Regions from separate parts of the Homo sapiens genome. Here region 1 is linked to region 2. Evidence: chromatin loops called from intact Hi-C (ENCODE). Cell type or tissue: endothelial cell of umbilical vein. All regions are shown on one strand. Each heading gives the region's core, and the rest is flanking DNA. Links, peaks and the distances in the headings are about the cores only. Region 1 holds the start of LINC02757 (long intergenic non-protein coding RNA 2757). Region 2 has its middle 52 kb from the start of LINC02757.

Evidence for each region. A loop is a pair of places that touch in the nucleus more often than their neighbours do. Peaks named below come from ENCODE experiments on the same cell type or tissue, not always from the same donor. Only the 100,000 strongest peaks of a DNase experiment are listed, where the experiment ranks them.
Region 1: a loop joins it to region 2, with 7 times the contacts of the local background. A loop is called at or near these places in 6 of 110 quality-filtered maps.

Annotation. Positions count from the first base shown.
Region 1 is chr11:76,628,888-76,631,790 of GRCh38, forward strand. It overlaps LINC02757 (long intergenic non-protein coding RNA 2757), which reads right to left and starts at 1,535. Exons shown (of 5, transcript NR_187244.1): 1 at 1,304-1,535. RefSeq lists enhancers at 600-959, 1,418-1,712. In endothelial cell of umbilical vein, for the core only: no CTCF peak of the experiment used is centred there; DNase peaks (open chromatin) are centred at 804 and 1,594; H3K27ac peaks cover 2,500 bases.
Region 2 is chr11:76,577,332-76,580,234 of GRCh38, forward strand. No RefSeq gene overlaps it. Among named protein-coding and RNA genes, the nearest start is that of LINC02757, 52 kb to the right of the region's middle. RefSeq lists an enhancer at 1,710-2,402. In endothelial cell of umbilical vein, for the core only: a CTCF peak has its summit at 1,771 (motif pointing right); DNase peaks (open chromatin) are centred at 1,510 and 1,980; H3K27ac peaks cover 2,500 bases.

The DNA.
Region 1 (2,903 bases), core at 95-2,594, 51 kb after region 2:
TGGTTGGTGGGGTCTGTGGGAGGCTCTAGGTCAAATTCCTAAAAATGGATCTGCTTGATGACCAGCTTGCCAACTGATCAGGTTTTCAAATGACCAATTTGCCAAATATACCAAACTTACCAATTTACTATTCATTTTTTCCAAAGTATATAGCAATTGTATTGGATAGATTGACACTGGTTTTCATTTCATCTTCATAGTTCATTTTAAGGAATGTTTAGATGGTCAAAAGCTAAGTGTCAGGGAGTGGTTTCATTTAGTAAAGGCACTTAACATTTGGAATTGGAGAGGGACTTTCTGGGAACATCTACCAGGAATGGGGCATTCTGGGAGCTCTGTAGCAAGACAGGCCTTCAGGGACCACCTGACTCCCCAGAGCCATGTGGCCTGTGCCTGGGTTGTCCTCTGACTGGCTCTGTGTCCTGTGCCAGGCCCCTTCTCCTGTCTGGGTCGCAGTCTCCTGGCTATAAAGAGCTCAGCTTTTGGGCCTTGCTGATGTTTGATGAGACCCTGGAGCTACCTGTGACCTCAGTCTCCGAGTGTGGCCAGGGTCCAGGCCATGGGAGCCAGAGAAGCTGCTGACTCTGCTGAGGGCAGCCCAGCCCTGCTTGGAAGTCAAGGCTGTTGTGTTGGTGCCTGTATCTGAACTGTGACATTTCTGGGTCCTGTCCCCAGCCCCAGGCAGAGGGGCCTTGCTTGCTGTGTGCGGGGAGCATGGGGCTGCAGAGGGTGGGGCCCAACTAACTTTCCTTTCCTGGTAACACGCTTGCTAAGCTCATTTCCTTTTTCTGAAGGGAAATGCCATTGACATCACACCACTGGATTTTCAGTGACGCAAGATGAGAACTCGTGAGCCCTTCGCAGGCAAGAAGGGTGCACGTGTGGGCTGGGCACAGATCTGACCCGGGGCAGATTCGGAGAACCTCTGATCTGAGGCTCCTAGCCCTTGCTTTAGAGATGGGGACCCCTAGGTCAGAGAGGGGTAGAGACATGCCCTGGGTTCCACAGCCAGACAGCAGGGCTGGGGCCAGATCCCAGGCCCCTGTCTCCCAGCCCAGGGCTCTAGATGAAGGGGCCTGACTTGCCCTCTCAACCTATCTTAATAGTGGCACCAACATCCACCAAGTTGCCTAGGCCACAAACGGGTCTCACTGCACTCCTCCCTCCCAGCACCCTCCTCCTGGCAGCAGCACTCATAGCTGTCTCCTGCAGTCCATCACAGGCCACTCCCTGGCTCAGGCCACCTTGTCTTCTCCAGGACCCCAGTCCAGGAAATACCTGGCCACTGCTCAGGCCTCCCTACCTACATCCAGGCTTCTCCCTCCAGTCCATCTTCTGTTCAGCTGCCTGGGTGACTTGGCTAAAACACAGAGCCCACAGTGTCAGTCCCCAGGGCAACCCTTCCAGGGCTCCTTGGCTGGGCATCCCAGACTCTCCGTGGTGCTTGCGCCTCCTTCCAGCAGCTGCCCCTGACACGCCCCTTTGCTCCCTCGGTGCAGAAGCTGCCTGCCCTCTTCAGAGTGTGCATCCTCTCTGCATTTGCTGTTCCTGCGCCGTTTCCTCTTTGGGAACTCCTCCCTCTGCAGGCACGTTCCTGTTTTTGCTCACTCCTGAGGAAAGCTCACACGGCCCGATCTCCCTTCCCCCACCCCAGCCTTGGAGGGAACGTCTAGGTCTTCCTCCCCACCTCCTTGACAGCAGCAAAGACATTTTATTGTGGAAAATTTCAAACACACAACAAAAATAGTACAAAAACTACTGTGTATTCCTCACCCAGCTTCGACCCTCCCCGACTCAGGGCCACTCTTGTTTCATTTCTATCCCCCAACTCCTCCCCACTGGATTACTCAGAGCAAATTTAAACATCAGATAATTTTATCCACAAATACTACAAGGAGTTGGGCGCAGTGGCTCATGCTTATAAATCCCAGCAACTTGGAAGGCTGAGGTGGGCAGATGACTTGAGGCCAGGAGTTCACCACCAGCCTGAGCAACATAGCAAGGCCCTGTCTCAAAATAAATATTGCAGTCTGTATTTCTAAAAGATAAAGGCATGGCCAGAAACTATTATCCTGCCTACATTTTTAATAATAATTTTTTATTATCATAGTATATAGTGGTGTTTAAATTTCCCCAATAAACCAGGCGTGGTGGCTCACACTTGTAAGCGTGATTACTCCAGATTACTCCAAATCATGCTTCTAAGTATAATTACTCCCAGAACTTTGGCAGGCTGAGGCAGGAGGATCACTTGAGCCCTGGAGTTCAAGGCCAGCTGTCTTCCAAATAAAAAAATTCCCCATTGTCTAACAAAGATCTTTTACAGATCTTTTAAAGTTGATTTGTTCAAAATCAGGATCTACACAAGTTCCATACATTGCATTTGATCGTTTTCTCTTAAATCTCTTTCAATCTTTTCTACTTCCTCTCTCTTTTTTGGGGGGGGAGGGGGTGGTTTTTTTTTTTATTTTGAATCAGGGTCTAACTCACTCTGTCACCCACGTTGGTATGCAGTGGCATGATCTTGGCTCACTGTAGCCTCAACCTCCTGGGCTCAAGTGATCCTCCCACCTCAGCCTCCTGAGTAGCTGGGACCACAGGCATGCGCTACCATGCCTGGCTAATTTTTTGTAGTTTTTGTAGAGACAGGGTTTCGCCATGTTGCCCAGGCCGGTCTCAAACTCCTAAGCTCAAGTGATCCTCCCACCTCAGCCTCCCAAAGTGCTGGGATTACAGGTGTGAGCAACTGAGTCTGGTCTCTCCTTATTTTTTATTTTTATTTTGTCTTGAGACACTGTCTCACTCTGTTCCCCATGCTGGAGTGCAGTGGTGTGATCTCGGCTCACTGCAACCTCCACCTTCCAGGCTCAAGTGATTCAGCCACCTCAGGCTCCCAAGTATTA
Region 2 (2,903 bases), core at 280-2,779:
ACCCTAGCCAGCCCCGCCATATCAGCCTCTAGAGACAGCCTTCCTGACACTCCCCAGACAGCCAGGCCCCAGGGCGTGCAGCCAAGCGGAACCTCTCTGGGTGCCCCCAGCCTGAGCTCTGGGTGTGCTGCTCCCAGTCACAGCCCAGGAATGTGGGCATCCAAGCATCAGCAGCAGACATGCTCGCTGGCTGTCAGCCGAACCAGGGCCCCTGAAAACTGACAGGAGCTGAAAGAACCATTAGACAGGAAGGCTGGACTGAGAGGGCAAATTTCAAGTCACCTGAGCTGTGCATGGCAACGCAAAGCAGCTAAAGCTGGTAATGTTGGGAAAGCCACTGCCTGATGGGCCTCCGTTTCCCCATCTGTAGACTGTGGATGATATCTGTTGGCCTGCCTGTTTCACCAGGCAGCTGTGAGAACATAAATGTGATTGATTGCATCACCTGATTATATTGCTACCTCAACCCATCTCAAAGACCCACAGGGGAAACTGAGGCTCTGAGAGCACACAGATGATACCTCGGTTGGTAATAGGGCCAGGCCAGGAATCCGGGCCTCCGGGCTCAGCTCTCACTGACTCAGTGTCGGACCCTGGGTAGATCTCTCTTCTCAGAGCCTTGGCTTCTTTATTGTAAAACGGAGGAACTGCCACGACAGTGCTTCTCAGGCTTAGTTGTACTCACGTAGCACTGGGCCCTTGTTAATCCACGGATTCTGATTCAGCAGGTCTGGGGCGGGGCCTGAGAGTCTGCATTTCTAACCAGCTTCCAGGGTCTGATGCTGCTGGCCCTGGGGCCACATTTAAGAGCTGGGGCCTGGAGGAGCCATATGGGCTTTCAGGTCAGACATTCCTAAACTTCCAGGGCTCTGGATGCCTCCTTCCCTTCATCGCAGCCCCCACGGGGCTGTCCTGAAACTCCTAGGTGGGAGCACTTCCTCTCTTCCCTGCGACCCTCCGCTTCATCTGCACCTGCCTCACCTTCAGAATCAAGAAGTCTCCAGCTCCTCCTGCCTCCCCCTGGGACCTGCCCTTCTCCCAGCCCTTAGTGGGAGACAGAACCCCATACCTATTGAGGATGTGAAGAGCTCAGACCTCTGGAGGATTAGAGAGCAGGGCTTCTAGGAAGTCTCTCATCCCAGGGATCTTGCTGACTCAGTAGCTTTCCTGCCCCTCCTGCCATGCCCGCCCAACCTCAGTAGCTGCTGGAGGGGATTTGTATGCCATCAGGATTTTGTAAAGAAAAGAGGGTGTGTGTTGGTAAGGAAGGAAGAAGCCAACATTTATTAAGGTCCTATTGTGTGGCAGGCACATTCGCAAGCATCGCTTCCGGCCAGCCCTTGGCCCTGTGAGGTGCACTTGCATTGAGCCGTCATTGTGGGGATGAAATATGGTGCAGCCCGGGAGACTCCTGAGGGACAAGTCAGCAGTGTGAGGAGGGGACAGAGGCCAGCCTGGTTTCCCAGCACAAAGAAAGAGGAGCCTGGGGGCAGGGAGCATCCAGCTTGGGGAGGGCCTACAGATCAGGGGTGGAGTTTGACTTCTTTCTGGGAGTTTGACTTCTTTCTGGGACAGCAGGAAGCGCGTTAAAGGGCCAGGCGAGTTTGAGAGAGGATCAAATGAACTCTTCGGAAGGACATGGCCGTTGAGTGGAGATGGGGGTCAGAGGGACCTCCATAAGGCTCCTTCCACTCGTGGGACCTTGAGCTGGACAGGCTGTGCGGTAGCCCTGTCGTTTGTCTACACGCGAAATATCTCTACAGCACGTTCTTACCACGATCTGATTCCCTGTAAAATCCCCAGGAGGGGGCAGCACAGGCCTCAGTCTCCCCTTTGGGAGAGAGGTCCAGGGAACACCACAGGCTTCCCCAAGACCACCCCAGGATGAGTCACTGGGCCAGGATTGGAATCCAGACTCCGTAGGCGGTCTGCTGCCAGGACTCTGGGTCCTGGGAGGGAAGAGGCCGGAAGGCCAGGGCCCAGCCCGGGTCAGCAAGCACCCATCACCCGAGCATTGCCCGGCTGGCCCGGCTCAAAATAGCTTTCCAGACACAAGGAAATATTTTATCCCACTCCGTTTTCCCACACAAAAAAAATAAACATCCCCAAATCTCAATGGGGCCAGACTCCGAAGAGGGGGGAAGGGGAACAAGAACATGGCTGGCTGCCCACTGAGAAGTCCGGTATTTGTCCTTTTAGTTCCTTTCTTGGGGTCAAGACTTTGCTTCCTGATATGAGCGTGGAGACTCCCACTGCTTTCCCAGTGGGGACTGGCTTTCCCTTGGTGTTAGGCTGCCCTTTCCCAGGGGTCACACACCTCAGACATTGTGATGCAGATGGGACAGCTGCAGGGACCATACATGGAAGGGTTAAGAAGCATATGACACAGCTCTGCCCTTGACGGGCTTACACGCCACTGGGAGGCATGGCTGGGCTTCCTGTCTCCCTGAGGAGCTCTTGGACACTGGGGAAGAGAAGACTAATATTTCCTGAGAGCCAACTGTGTGCCTGGTACACACCAGGCTCTTCCAAAGACACAATCCCATTTGACCCTCACCATAAGCCTTTGAGGCAGGTGAGGCTATGAGGCTATTATCACTTCCCATTTTACAGATGAAGAAACTGAGACTTGGGGCAGGCATGATCTGTGCAAGGTTTCAGAACCAGGGAATGGTAGACCGAGGACTTGATTTTACACAGGTGGCTGTAAGGCTGCACTTGGCGTCATGCTGGCATTGGTAGGGCCCACCTGGAGGCTGGTGGGTGGTGAAATGAGCCGGGGCTTGCTTGCGCACAGAGCTCCCGTTCTTCCCTTGGGTTGTGGTAAACCCAGTCCCTAGTGTCCCAGGACCTGACTGGGAAGGCAGAAATGAGGCTGCTGTTATGGATTGAATTGTGTTCCC